Regions from separate parts of the Mus musculus genome. Here regions 1 and 2 are each linked to region 3. The links are chromatin loops, found by intact Hi-C in ENCODE. Cell type or tissue: left cerebral cortex. All regions are shown on one strand.

What was found. Peaks named below come from ENCODE experiments on the same cell type or tissue, not always from the same donor. Only the 100,000 strongest peaks of a DNase experiment are listed, where the experiment ranks them.
Region 1: it touches region 3 in a loop (5-fold over the local background); 7 of 42 quality-filtered maps call a loop at or near these places.
Region 2: a loop joins it to region 3, with 4 times the contacts of the local background. A loop is called at or near these places in 5 of 42 quality-filtered maps.

The regions. Positions count from the first base shown.
Region 1 is chr10:33,948,468-33,953,467 of GRCm38, forward strand. It overlaps Zup1 (zinc finger containing ubiquitin peptidase 1), which reads right to left and starts at 2,792. Exons shown (of 11, transcript NM_001359455.1): 1 at 2,664-2,792; 2 at 1,281-1,397; 3 at 462-1,031. The coding sequence starts at 1,017. In left cerebral cortex, no CTCF peak of the experiment used is centred here; a DNase peak (open chromatin) is centred at 2,805; H3K4me3 peaks cover 1,659 bases; H3K27ac peaks cover 642 bases.
Region 2 is chr10:34,416,402-34,421,401 of GRCm38, forward strand. Nt5dc1 (5'-nucleotidase domain containing 1) reads right to left here and starts at 2,150. Exons shown (of 12, transcript NM_176968.5): 1 at 1,960-2,150. The coding sequence starts at 2,052. In left cerebral cortex, no CTCF peak of the experiment used is centred here; a DNase peak (open chromatin) is centred at 2,187; H3K4me3 peaks cover 1,405 bases; H3K27ac peaks cover 523 bases.
Region 3 is chr10:34,017,116-34,022,115 of GRCm38, forward strand. It overlaps Rwdd1 (RWD domain containing 1), which reads right to left and starts at 2,501. Exons shown (of 7, transcript NM_025614.3): 1 at 2,251-2,501. The coding sequence starts at 2,323. In left cerebral cortex, a CTCF peak has its summit at 2,398; DNase peaks (open chromatin) are centred at 1,859, 2,050 and 2,604; H3K4me3 peaks cover 2,473 bases; H3K27ac peaks cover 1,452 bases.

The sequences.
Region 1 (5,000 bases), 69 kb before region 3:
AATGATACTCAAGAAAATGGAACATATTTGTCAGAGACTCATGAAACATGAACCAAGATAGTCCGTATCTCTATCTCCAGCTATAAAATAAGTCTCAGCAAGTCCAAAAGGCTCAGTATCAGTGTGTTTTGTTAAATAAACATCATGGAGTGCAAACTAAAATTCATTAACACCAACCCACAGTCTAGGACAATTGAGATGTTCTGGGCTAGTGGTAGTACAAATGCTCTCTAGAAACTAGAAAGTTACCAAAACTGCTCTTACTTTAGCTAAAGCATTCTATATCTGCATCAAACTCTTTATAATTTTTATATTGGAATGATAGCAAATGAAAAATACTATGAACGTAAATTGAATCTAAAAAGCACAATTGTAGCAATTGACAAGCCAACTCATTGGATACCACATATTAAACTGAGACTACCGCTTTTATAACAATTTAAATAAATTGAGTACTTTACCTTTTAATGGACTTTCTAAAAGACTGGCATGCTTTGTTTTCACATGAATTTCCATATCTTGACTACACCCCTCAATTTTTCCACAAAATGGACATTCGGGAGGACTGTATGTTGTTTCATAAATTGATCCTTGGGCCTCAGACAATCCAGGCTTCTTTTCTCTGCTCTTTTGGTACTTTCTAGATTCAGTTATGTTCTCTGTATAAAAAGCTTCATGCTTTACAGTCCTATCTTTAGGAAGGCTTTCAGATGACTCTTTTGGAAAGCTAGATGCACAAGCTGAATGAATGCCTGAAGTAACTTCCGCTGTACTCTGCAGGTTGGTGTTCTTTCGGTCTGAATGTCCATATTGCACTGCAGCTAGCTTCTCAGAGTTTTTTTCTGGTGCATTTTGTTCAAAATGAACAGTTTCGATATGAAAACATATTTCGTTGTAATTTATACCTGACAACTTGCAAAATGGACAGATAATTTCATTTTCCATGTGAACAATTAGGTGAGCTTTCATATCTGGTTCTGAGTTTACAGTTTCACCACATATGTTGCAGGAAAGCATGGCAGAGCATGGGCCTAGAATAGAAGTAAAACAAAATTGTAAATTTGAAAGTCAAAGTTGAAGAAAAGCACATTTCATAAAAATGATTTGGGACTCTTCTGTGGAGTATTTAGAGCTATATTAGCTTTGGCAAAGAAAAATTCACTGTACTTATCATTCCTTAAATAAACACACTTATTTATAATATGTCCTAAGAAAGCCTAGCTACAGGTCAAGCATTCTTAATCCAAAAATTTAAACTCCATATGCTCCAAAATCCAAACCTTCTGAGCTGACATGTCCCAGTGGATCTATGCCTGATCTCAAACCTTCTGAGCAGACAGGTCCCAAGTGGATCTATGCCTGATCACACGATGTAGGACAGTCAAAACACTGGCACACTGAAAATAGAAATACATACAGAGAAATATGTTTTAAAATACAAGCTATATATGACACAAACAAACTTTATGTTTAGTATTGTATTTCTACATATTCTAGATAAAGGATATTGTGCCTGAATGTCAAGATATCAGAGGTAATAATAAGAAAATTTATGAGTAAAACATTTCAACAAGGCATTGGTGATACACCCTTTTAATCTCAGCACTCCTGAGGCAGAGAGCAGGTGGATCTGTTAGTTGGAGGCCAGCCATAGCTGAGTTCCAAACCATTCAGGGCTGCATAGTGAGACTCCATCTCAAAAAACAATAATACAAGGCATTTCGTCCAACAGGTAGAAAAAAAAGTATATTTAATAAGTTGTCCATGTAAAATAAAGTAAAACAGAAGGCTAATGTTGATCAACATATTTACTTGCATGTAGTAGAATGAGGAGGGTAAATCCACCTTAGTTCACTTCAGAGCTTTATATGTGTCAAACTTAATACCACTGCTGTGGTTTTACATACATGGAAACCCTGGACCAGACAGGTCACTACAGTCAGATAACGATGGAAGGTAAACACCGCAGAGCCCAAAGGTAAAAGCTGTGAGCATTGTAGGAAAACAGCACTTACCGCCAAGATCTAGGAAACTGGGGTATAGACGCTGGTTTCATTAGGTTAGCTAACAGCTCAACCCTCGGAAGTTCATTTTCAAACGAGTTATGAGATTGATGGGCTAATGGGAGATGGACTACTTGTAGGGAGGTGCTAAAACAAAACAAAACCTTTTAACGCAATCACAAACCCAGACCTTCCCCTAGACTATCACCTGGCTGTCACGTATTTTAGTAATAGGAAGGAAAAACGAGGGCAACTATTCCCTTCATCTAATTTCAGCTTTACAAAATCTTTCTACATTTTCCTTTTTCTCGTTTCTCTTCAGACAGTAATAAGTTTCTGTTTCTAGAAGGAAGTTCTATCGATACCTAGTTTCGTTTCTTCCAAGGACTGGGGCACTGCAGATAAAGGACACACTACAAGTAAGGGGGGACCTTCGAAGGGCTAGCCTGGGTACGGGATGGCGAAGGTGGTAAGGCCCGAATCTGTCAAAGTTCTGAGCCAACGTCGCACCGGTGGGGCGCAGGGAACCGGACCTGCGGCCACCCGGAGCCGGCCTGCAGACCCGGACCCACGGCTAGACCGCCGCTCCTCCCCACCGCAGGAGCCAGCCACCGCCCGAAAGCGCGCCCCACACAGCCCGCCCGATCGCCAAGGACAGACCTCCCGAGACTGCCGCGCCGCGACCCAAAAGAGAGCCCAGGCCTCCAAGAGTCCTCCGCAGTCACAACAGACCTTCCTCACTGGCCAGAGAGGGTAGAGATCCCAGCATGCCCCGCTGCAGATCCGTCTGAGTTGCGGTGCATTGTGGGACTTGTGAGGGATTTTTGCAACTTTCGCTTGCACATCAGAGCATCACTGCCCCTCCCACCTTCCAGTTGCAGTTTCCACTCCAGATATGCTAAAACCGTAACTAGATTCTGAGTACATTTAAATGTCTGATTCTGCGGCAAACACCTGTTCCTGTTTACACAGTATCTGAGCTCTAAATTATGTTCTGCGGGTTAATTAAGACAAGTTCCTTTGTCAATATTACAAAGTTGCTTATCCAGTGTTAACAGTCTGTTTCTCCCTCTGGGGGATTGATCTACGAGGCAACTACGGACGTGTTTAAATATGAGGATGACATAATCTGACAAGTATAATATTTTTAAATTATTGGGTATCGTTGAACGTGATGCATGGAGGAAATACTATTTCCTTTAGTAGAATTCCTTCTTTTAGTAAAAAAAAAAAAAAATTCGAAGTCATTGTAAGAGTGAAAGTACTCTTACAGAACATTTTCAAGCTAAAAATGAGCACATTAGCAGTTAACCATTAGCTGCGAGGCCAACAACAATGAAATCATTTCTCCAGAGGTATAAAAACGTTCAGAAAACAGAACTTTGTGGAATGTCTAAACAAGGGGCAACTAAAACTCTGCTTCCAGATTTCCTCCTTCATCAGCTTCCCACTTGACTCGTCTTTTCCTCCAAGACAGTATTAGTTAACGAAAAAAGATGAACTGGCCATCTTCTGTAACCAGGTTGTTATGCCCAGTTTGCGGGAACCCCAGGAGACTGCCAGAAATTGGAAGACCAAATGTAATATACAAAGAGTTTTTATTAACCGGGACCCGGTTCGCTATCTTTCCCAATGCACAGTGACCCCTAAATCTAGGGGTTTAAGGTATATATAGGAGGATGCATAAACTGGGGCTCTCAACCCCTGGTGTTACATGATTGGGAAGAGGAAAAGAGAACCGATAGTATTTGTTCAGACAGGGAGGAGGAATTGCGCAGCTGGAACAAGACCTTTTTGACCTGGGAAGACATAACTTATCAAAGACCAGCGTGTTTTTATAACGCAGTCACAGCTGCCTGAGAATGAGTGGACTTTATCACTTCGAGAATACTAACTCCTGTCTCCTTCAAAGGTCGGAGCCATCTGTGCTTGGGAGAGTGCTTTTATGAAGGAAGGATCACAATATTCCGGCGCCAGATTGGGCTCTCTTTTGTCTGCCCTCTTCATAAGGCCTGAAGCATCTATGTTAGGGGAAAGGGGTACTAACTGCTCTGGCTGCATGCAGGGACAGGAGAGTGCAGTATTTGACGCGCAGAGATTGGGGCAGGTTTCCTGTGTTTCTTCACAGGCAAAGCTTCCAGTGGAGGACAGGAACACCAATGCAGCTACAAAACCTGCTACCTACAACCTGCCTGTAAGATGTGCTGGAGCAAAGGTGGCACAGAACTTGAGGGAGTGGCCAACCAATGACTGGTCTAATTTCAGGCCTAGGTCACTAGAGGGAGCAGATTCCCAAAAAAAAAAAAAAAAAAAAAAAAAAAAGATGTTCCAAAAAAATTAAGTTTTGAAACATGTAGTTTGAAGAAATGCTAATTTTTGTATTTAGCTTTTGTGTAGATTTTGACTAAAGGCACATAAATTCGGATCACCAGTATTTATATTGCTTAAGTAAAAGGCTAATGCAAGATTAAAAAAAAAAAAAAAAAAACTTTGCAGAATATCTAAATAAGGGGTAGCTAAAACTCCCCCTCCAGATTTGCTCCATTACCAGTATCCATGAGATTCATCTTTCTCTTCAATCCAGGATTAGTGAGGAAAATGACCCATAAACACAATGTAAATAAATGGGCAAGGCTGGTATCAAGGTGTTGACATGAAAATAGGAAGAAGAAAAACGCAAGTATTTAACTATGAATCAAAGGTGTTGTGTTTGGGGTTAAAGGAGGACTCAGGTAAATTGCCCAGTGATGTAAGAATTATATGCAGCAACAGTAATTCTCTGAGTAAAGTGCAGATCCTTGGGCCAGAACAGGAGTCTCTTATAGGTTTCAAGGAAAGGGTGGTGGGAAGATTTTTTTCTTAAACTTTCTATTGGCCCATGGCTATCCATTTCTAGGGTAACAAGGAGTGGTGAGATGTTTTATTAGGATTTCAATTGCTGTGGGAGGAAAAAAAAACATGAACAAAAACAATTTGGGTAAAAATGTTTATTTCAGC
Region 2 (5,000 bases), 400 kb after region 3:
AGACTAAACCTTCTAGGCCTCGATAAGATTGTACATAGGCTAGAACCTTCCAAGACTAGGCCTAGACTAGCAGATGAAGCCAACAATGACGTGAGGGGAGCAAAAGCTACTTTTACATACATACACCATACCAAAAAGGGGGAAAAAAAGTGACTGTGTCATCATATTCAGTTAATTCCAACCACATCGTAAATCACTAAGCCCAGTATGCTCAAGACATAGAAAACACTGTTTTCTGTAACTCAGAAGACAGAGGCTCTCGGGGGCTGGGGGTGGGGGAGTCCAAAGAGTAACTAGAATATATAAAGCTTCTGCTGAGCATTTGGAGAAGTAAGGTTTAAAGAAATTGTAAGTGGTGACACAAAAGGCTTCCTAGGAGGGAAGAGAAGGACGGCGGTGGGAGGGTGATTTCATAATTTAAGTACTTAAGATGAGACCCCACATGATGAAGAGACACTGAATGGAAGGGAAGAGACCCTCCCTCCGGGACAGGCAATAGCAAGCCTTGGCAAATACTCCTCTCCCCCATAAGAATGCAAAAGAACTTTACATCGTCTTTCTGGTAACAGGTTGCTAACCACAGAGAGGCTCCTACTTGTGTGTGGTTGATGTGTGTCCCTAACTATGTCCTGGTGTTCAGCACTCGGTGAGACTTAGGATTTCTATACCAAGCATAACCAAGATTCACCAGGGTATCGTTTTCAGCCTTTAATCAGCACTGCGATTCAAAACTTGCAGTAGAGTATCTTCTGAATCTTCTATCCTAAAATGTGTATGCTCACACACGCACAAAACTGGCTTTTTAACATGACAGAGGTTAAACAACATTCTCCATGAACGACAGTGAATACAGATGAAGGGCATAAGATGAACCAGACTGGAATCTGAACGCCGTGGAAGGAAAGAAATTAGCACCCAGAGAACACTCTGAAAGAGTAGCCAAAGGACCAAGACTTAAATGTCTTTAAACTATGAGAAAGGAAATGAGATCTGTGCAACTGGCAAGCAAAACAGAGCCCCAGCAGGGACACACACCTTTTTTTTTTTTTAAAGCATCTGTATGCTTGAAAACACACCGGAGTGATTCAGGAGCCTCATTTTTGATTTTGGAGAATCTGACCAACTGGGGCACTGACAGGACTACACTGACTGTGGTCTGCACTAGTGATGTGGTGGGTGCTAACCGTAATAGCAAACAATCGGCTGCACACTTAATCCTCGAAAGGTTAATTGAGAAGGAACCCAGATTATTTGCCCAGTGTCACAGGGCTAGGCACTTGGTGCCAGGGTCCCGAACCAGGGACTTTGACTGCAGAGTCCTGCTTAGACTTCTCACTGTGATATTCTTAATTCTTTAGTTTCTTGTGAACCCAAAGGGTCAGAGAAAGCAGGGCGATTAAGATGAGGGTATAAGCCTACAAATAAAGCAATCTAATCCCCTCATATTCTGGGTAGATTCTGTTGAGATTACAACTTTATTTAAAACGCACAGATCAAGTAGTACGTGCACAATAAATGCTTGTTTTCTTCTCTTGGTAAAGACAAAAGGAGGTCTAAGATGTTAACGACTTCTCCCAGTGTTTCTCACAATACTATTTATTATACAGTCTCTCCCTGTATGAAATACTTAAACTCTGACAGGTGATTACTTGGGTGTGCAAAAGGAAAGATGCAGCCATGTTTTCTTGAAGTTCAAAACAAGTGGCTGTACCCACTCAGCTGGTGCCCAGAGGAGTTGGAAAAAATAATAGGGCCTGGGATCAACAAATGACACACAAAGCCCCTGACCCCGCTTTTTCAGGGTTCTACAAGTCGGCTTCCCGGCTCGGTCTTGCGCTATCTTCTGCCCCTGGCTTCCTCCTCAAGACCGCAGAACCCCTGAAAGTACACTTCCGCCCAGCGGCCGGGGACCTACGACACTCTACACAGCCGCCTTTAGAGGCTGTCCGTGCCACTCACCCGGGCGCTCTCGGGCAGGTTGTAGCGGCACAGCGTGTGGTCGAGATCGAAGCCGACCACGTCGCAGGCGCCCAGGGAGAAGTGCTGAGCCATGGCAGGGCAGCGGCGGGTAACGCAGACCGGAAGGCCGGTAGAGCATGCGAGAAGTTGCCGGGACTCTACAAGCGTAACTCGCAGGCAGGACGCGGAGCGGGGCGGGGCTTGACGGGGCGGGGCTTGACGGGGCGGAGCTTGGCGGGGCGGAGGCTTATATAAGACAGACGGGCGGGGCGTGGTCTGGTCGGGAGGAGCTAGTCAAGTAGGGCGGGTTCTGAGCACACTCCCGCGTCTCCAAGTCAGTGGCCTGTCTGCCTCCTGGATCGCCCCAGTTTTGCTGGCTGGTTCAGGCCAGTTCCACGGCTTGCTTCCAGCTAGTACAGTGCAGCAGGAGCTAAAATGCTCAACTAGGACCCTGCTAGCCAATGTCCTTAATGTAGCTTAAGGTTTCACAGAATTAGTGGGAATTCTCGTTCATTTTTCAGGCGCCACACTACTAAATGATACCAGTGAAACCTCATCCCTTGAGGCTTGAGTGTGGGAGCAGTGTGTGAGAAAATTATGAGCACAAATAACTGTTGGACCCTGTGATGGTTTGTATATTCTTGGACTAGGGAGTGACACCATTTGGAGGTGTGGCCTTGTTGGAATAGGTGTGACCAGGTTGGAATAGGTGTGTCACTGTGGGCGTGGGCATAAGATCCTCACCCTAGTTGCCTGGAAGTCAGTCTTCCACTAGCAGCCTTTGGATGAAGACATAGAACGCTCAGCTCTGCCTGCACCATGCCTGCCTGGATGCTGCCATGCTCCCACCTTGATGATAATGGACTGAACCTCTGTACCTGTAAGCCAGCCCCAATTAAATGTTGTTTTTTATAAGACTTGCCTTGGTCATGGTGTCTGTTCACAGCAGTAAAACTCTGACTAATACAGACCCCTTTAGCATACAGTTTGGTAAGTGGACTTTGAAAGTTGAATCAACAGCTTTATTACTCTATAGTTTGGTAATAAGACATGAAAGACATTCCTGGCATCATTTCAGCCATTGGAATGCATTAAAAAATATATTACGTATTATGGAAGACCACCTTACCAAAAACACCAAGGCTGGTTGTATTAGTCAGGGTTCTCTAAAGACACAGAACTTATGGAATGAGTTCTCTATATATTAAAGGAATGTATTGTGATGACTTATAGTCTGTAGTTCAACTCACCGAGCATTGGTCAACTGTTAATAGGAATTCGAAGAGTTTGGTAGTTGCTCCGTCCCGTGAGGCTAGTTGTTTGAACTGGTCTTCTGTAGAAGTAGGTCTTGTGAGACTAGGCTGGGGCCTAGCAAACACAGAAGTGGATGCTCACAGTCAGCTATTGGATGGATCACAAAGCCCCCAATGGAGGAGCTAGAGAACATATCCAAGGAGCTAAAGGGATCTACAACCCTATAGGTGGAACAACAATATGAACTAACCAGTACCCCGGAGCTCTTGACTCTAGCTGCATATGTATCAAAAGATGGCCTAGTCGGCCATCACTGGAAAGAGAGGCCTATTGGACACGCAAACTTTATATGCCCCAGTACAGGGGAATGCCAGGGCCCAAAAATGGGAATGGGTGGGTAGGGAAGTGTGTGTGTGTGGGGGGTATGGGGGATAGCATTCTAAATGTAATTGAGGAAAATACGTAGTAATAAAAAATATTAATAAAAAAGAAAAAGAAAAAGAGTGAATCTTCCTTCTTCCAATGTCCCTGGGTAGGCTTCTATGAGAAAGTGTGGCTCAGATTAAAGGTGCATACCACCATGCCTGGATCTAGGACTTGCTTTGTCCCAGGCTGACCTTGAATCCAGATATCACCTTGCCTCAGTCTCCTGGGATTAAAGGCCTGTACTACCTTGCCTGAGCCTAAGCTTTTCACGGTCATCATGTCTCAAGATCTCCATGACAAGAGCCAGATCAGAAACTTGTGTCTTCCAGCCTCAAAATCTGGATCACAGGTGAGCCCTCCAGTTCTGGATTGTAGTTCATTTCGGATATAGTCAAGCTAACAACCAGGAAATAGCCCATTACACTGGTGGTTATTTGATTATCCTGCTTTTAATTGAGTTTTTCTATGAAGACATCAAAAATGTCATTGATGAATGGAATTCATCAAAAAAAAAAAAAAAGTTTTGTACCCAGAACTTTTGTGAGCAGGCAGTACAGAGTGGTAGGAGTGATGATTTGCCTGATTCAGGATTACACTATTTTAGATTCAGAAAACTCAATACAGTTGGGACAAAGGATGTCAGAACCATTTAACTTTCAGCCTCTGCATGTGAAAAAACAAGTATATTAAGTCTTTTTTTGTCTCATACTTCTCCATTTAAATGAGAAAATACAAATCTTCATACTGTTACTCTAAATTAAAAAAAAAACTTTTCTCTAGTGAGAAAGAGCAATTGAAATGGCATAATGATATAAATAGTTGAGAATTTCACTTAACCCTTACAGATACTAACTCTTAGAAGGTAAATAGACCAAATTAGTTCTGTTAATTATAGTTCAATGGATAGTGCAATTAGTTAGGGTGCTTGCTTATAATACCTAATGGACTCATTTGAAATCACATTGACAACTTTTCTGTTATAATGAGCCTCAAACAAATCTGGAATAGGAACAGGAGAAAGTCCTCTAGAAAATTGAGCGTGTCAGTAATCAGAGATTAAAGACCACTGAGATCCTCCATTCTTTACTGTCTGTGAAGAGAAAAGGCAGGCTTTTTTGTAGCTCACACTGATGTAGGAAACTGGGGTCCATGAGTGTAAAAGTAGGGTCCTTGAAGAGGTCAGGGCATCCTAGCTTCAGAAGGGCTTGAACTCAAGAATTATGGTGTCACAAAGTCACAGGTAAACAAAACTTTCACAGAATTAGTAGCTCTGGGTTCTTGACTCTCAAATTCAGAGAAAGAAGATAGGAGGGTGAGTTGAGAAAGGAGTTTTAGTCCAGAAATGTAGATGGGAGCTTAAA
Region 3 (5,000 bases):
AGGTCAACCACTGACTTCCAAAAAGCTCCCCTCTATCAGCTATTCTAATAGAGCAATGGAAATAACTAAATTCTACTACCTTACCAGATCCTTGTCAAGTGATGCACAACTGGTGGGAGAATGGTATTGAGACAGTCTGTTTATACAGGTTGTTAGGAGGGTCAAAGTGCAACCAAGCTACCGAACAGGCAAAAAGAAGAAACTGGGGTGTGATGACAGTTCGCGACCAATGTAGCACTAGACTACAAGGTCACCAACAATAGAACAGCAACTAATGCTAAGGCTCAGCTAGGTCTGTGGGCCACAAGTGCACCTTTTTGACATCACACAAGGTCAGTGGACCTAACAAATGCTTCTCTCCTAGTTCACTGGGTATGCATTAAAGACAGGGTGGGGTGGGGTGGGAGAGCCAATTCCTTCCTCAGACTGAGCAGTTGCCAAATCTAGTATTAAGTAGGATATAAAATGAAGTAAAAACCTGCAAACTAGCCGGGTGGTGGTGGCGCATGCCTTTAATCCCAGCACTTGGGAGGCAGAGGCAGGCGGATTTCTGAGCTCAAGGCCAACCTGGTCTACAAAGTGAGTTCCAGGACAGCCAAGGCTATACAGAAAAACCCTGTCTCCAAAAACCAAAAAGTCCTACCTTTTCCCTAAAAGGTTTCAAAAAAAAAAAAAATACCAAGAGCAATACAAAATCCCTAAGAACAATTAATCAAGATTGTTTTTATTGCAAAAATGTGTATGGATGCAGAAAGGAATTACAAGCAGGCTCAGCAGGTTGCTATGGAATAGGTGAGTGCATCAAAATAATCGTAAGTCGTCATTTGTTACCCTGGCTCACTCAGGCTCCTTATGCACTTGTACATCTGACAAGAATTCCATATACTACTACTACTGGGACCTAGCAAAATTCAATACAATACTGCTTTAAGACATAAAAAATGTGCCATTGTAAGACACACATGCGCGGAACTTAGTGAAGGATAACCTAATATTTAAGACAAGTTAAAAATACTGTATGCCTCATGCATTTTTGTTTCTGCCTACAAAGGGTTCATGCCTATTATATTTCTAACGTGCTAGAAAGGTCTAAACATCGTAATTCAGACTATATCGGACAACTGACACTAGCGCTTTATTTTAGTTTGACACTGACATATAAGCAAGGATAGAGAAGGAAGCCAGACTCCACACATACACTCACCCAGGTAATGACACTCTCAACCCCCTCTTCACTCATCCCTTAACATCCGCAACACAGCTGTATTGCTGGTGCGAGAGAACATGAACTCGACTGGAGCTACACAGGAGTAGCTGAGAGACATCTGCCTGTTGGCAAAGCAGAACAAAATTTGCTTCCATTGCAAAAAGTTGGTCAAAAAGTGAAGCCAAGAAAGAAAACTAAGCTAAGCAATGAAAGGGATGGTTTAGGATTTAAAGTAATATGCCTTGGGTTCTTAATTCAGACACTAAGTAATACTTGACAACACTTGGAGGAAGGGTTGTGGAATGTAAATCCCATCAATCCCCAGCCTACGTTCATACTGACTTTACCTTGAGTGCTTCCCTAATTTGAGAAGACCCATAGATAGGTTTTCCATGGAAACAGACTCACAAGGAAAGATTCTACTAATGAATTTCCTGACGGATGCTTTCCCTTAGACCCAATCAGCTCTTCCTACATCTAAGCTGAGGCTGAATCCTTAACCGAAGTCTTCAGGATGTAAGAACTAAGGACCTCTGGCTGGAGGAGGGAGAGCACAAGCCACTTGCCTTCCCTGGGCCTCCAGAACCTCGACGACGTCTAAGATACCTAAGAACCACAGCGACCACATCGTTCATCAGGCATTCTGCAGAATGCCTGATCACTCTTATAGAGAGAATAAGACATCCCCGAGTGTGCTGCTCTCAAAAGCCAGCATCCCAATCTTCTCAGCAGGGAAAACAGCTGCTACTTCACCAGAGCTTAAAATAGGAGGTAAAGGGGGGACATTAAGCGGCTCTGGAGAAACTCATCGCACTGCTAGTTCCCCCCACCCCCCGCGTGCTTCAGTGAATCTCGGATGACGGAGGTTACGCGAAACCAAAGCGGTCAGGACCAATTCCAGGGCCTCCGCAGAGCCACCCGGACCTTCGGATTTCAGGACAGTGGGGAAGGAAGCAGGCGAGTGCTGGAAACTGTCTGGAGAGCGGCAGGAAGGGCCGCGGGGCCCCGGCCTCCGCCCCGGAGCAGGAGGCCGCCAAAGTCACCTGTGAAGGAGTCGGGGTAGATGGACTCCAGAGCCTCCAACTCGTTGCGTTGTTCCTCGCCGTAATCTGTCATCGTGGCCCGCGTTGTTGCCCGTGCATCGGCGCGACTCCCTGGCGGCGGGCTGCAGCGGACACCGCGGCCGCCGGCTGCCGGGCGGGCGCACGCGCAGAGTCGGAGTGGAAAGGCCTGGAGCCACGCCTGGCACGGATTGCTGAGAAACAGCCCCGGCTCCGCGGGCCGCCCGATCCCCGCGTCGGAGTTCGACTCATCGCGCCTGGAATGCCGGCCGCCGATTCGCTGCCTGTCTGCGACGGCTCGGGATTGGCTGGGGGGTGACCGCAGCCCGCCCGGCGTTCGGGAAGGACAGCTACTGCCCGCTGCTGGGCTTTGCTGGCTTCTGATGGAGACGCCTGGCAGAGAGGCATCGCCATTCTGCGCTCGATGTGTCTGGTCTGAGTCTCGCGCAGGGCGTGGTAGTGGCGCCGAGGGCGGGGCGCGGAGGTCCAAGGGCTTCCGCTTTTCCGCGTTCCTAAACCACGTTTGTCGCCCAGAGCAGCCTGTGGGCGACAGCCAGCCCGGCTTCTTGGAACTTTCAATGGCCTGATCTGTGCAGACTCCTGGAAGCCGAGCTGGGACTTGGGGTCGGGGTTCGTCCAGAGGTCTGTCCCAGGAGGAACCCGGGAGGAAGGCTGAAAGTCGAACCAGAGGTTCTTGCACCTCACTTTAAAGTTGTGAAATAAGTGAGGCGGAAAAATTGACCTAAAGACTTGTTCAGTTGTTATTTCAGCGAACAGATAAAGGGGCGGATCTTAGTGACAGATTTGACTTTGCCAAAACTACAATAAGATACCGGAAAATAATACCTTTGATTTAGCTCTACTTCTGCTGATAGATTTGACAGCTTCAAGTCTATCACTACAACCAAAATGTCAAATGCCGTAACGGCAAAACTAAGAAAACAGATAAATATGTCTTCTTTTTTAATGAACACTAAATAGTTACTTGGTTTATATTTGTTTATAATAAAGGAACACGTACTAGCCTAAACAAAATGTGGGGAAATGTACCTCGGGAAGAATACCCCAAACATACTAAAAATGTTTCCCCAAATTTCTCTACCTTCCTTGTGTATTAAAGCTGGCTTTACTTGTATTATGCAGGTTCCATAGATGGGCTTTTTTGGCTTTGGCTTTGTGGTGATTGTTGCTGTTGCTTGCTTGTATCTTGCTTACTAGCCAGGATTGCCAGAACTCGTGTTACCCCTACCCTGGCCTCAGTGGTGCTGAGATTGTAGGTGTGAGCCACAGTGCTCCAGTTACACAGAAAGAGTTTTTTGTTTTGTGTTTAATTAGCAAGTATTCCTTACTTACAGTAAAGGAAATGCATTATGTCAAAAGTATTATGGTTTCTTGTTTTAAATAGATTAAGGGTTGCTTTTTGCCTTCTTTTAAACTTTAAAGGGGAGAAAAGGAAACTTCTGAGATGAGGTAGCATTTCAGATATAAGCTGCATATTTGTTTATTCAAAGGAATTCCGATGATTAGTTACCAGAATAGACTTCTAGGAACAGCTGCTTTAAAGTTCTGAAGGAGACAGATCACTTGGCAGGTTGGAAGACAGTGTGGAGCATTCGCCATGATCTAGTTGAGGGGCTGAGGCATAGATTATGAGGAATTCTGGAAGTGTTAGTGACTCAGACTCTTAACTTAAGAAATGCCACCATGGCCACTCAATCGGACAAAATCTGAAAAGAGAGACTGGTGGCTATGAAAATAAGCTAAATAAACCTATGCTAATTTAGGCAGGCATTGATTGTCGAGATAAGGATCAAGTTCCCAATACGTTTTATATAAATGTCAGGACTTGATGCTGATTAGTAAGGAAAGAATCAAGCTTAACTTCTGACTAGACTAACTTGCATCATGAAGTTCTGATATCAAAAATGACAGGTGAAGAAGACATTTGACAAAGATGTTACTGACTTGTGGGACATTTGGCTATGCACAGACAGCCTGGTTTCCAGTTGACACTTTATGTTGAACCCCGGGACCCAGTGGTGATAATTCACCTACATGGGATAGAAGGAGTTCTCTCATGTCTCCTGGAACCCTGGCTCCTGTTGAAGTTACTGACCCCCCGCCCCCACCAGCCCCCACAAGAGAACCATGGTTAGTAGTCACGTAGGCAACATCCCAAGCTTCTGACCTTCAGGCTAGACTCTGCCCCAGTTACCTAGCAACAGTAAAGATAGCAGCATACCATAAGAGGGGCTGCTTGGCCCCACCTCACTCTCTTACTCCCCTTACACTCTTCTTACTTTCTCCTCTCCTCTCCTCACTCTCTTCCTCGCTCTCTCCATTTAACTCTCTAGCCTTTCTTCTCTCTCTCTCTCCTTTTCCCCCTTCTCTCCGCTTGGCCATGGCCAGTCTCTCTCTCATTCCACCTTCTCTCCTTTCTCCCTGCCTTTCTACAATAAAGCTCTAAAACCATAGACTGTCTCTGTTCATCAAGGCCCCCCTGCACTTACTCTCATCTGCATGGGAACCTCACCCCTTCTGCCCTCTCTTCCATAACCCGGTCAGGGATTGCCCCTTGTCCACCTCCCCATCCCCCACCAAGTGAGGTCAGTGGCATAGATGCCCAAGAGCATAGGAGGAACTCTGGCCGGATGTGGGCTATCCTCCCTCCCCCCTCTTCCCTTACCCCTTTTGTTGCCAAAACCAAAGCAAAGTTTGTTTCCTAACAGAAT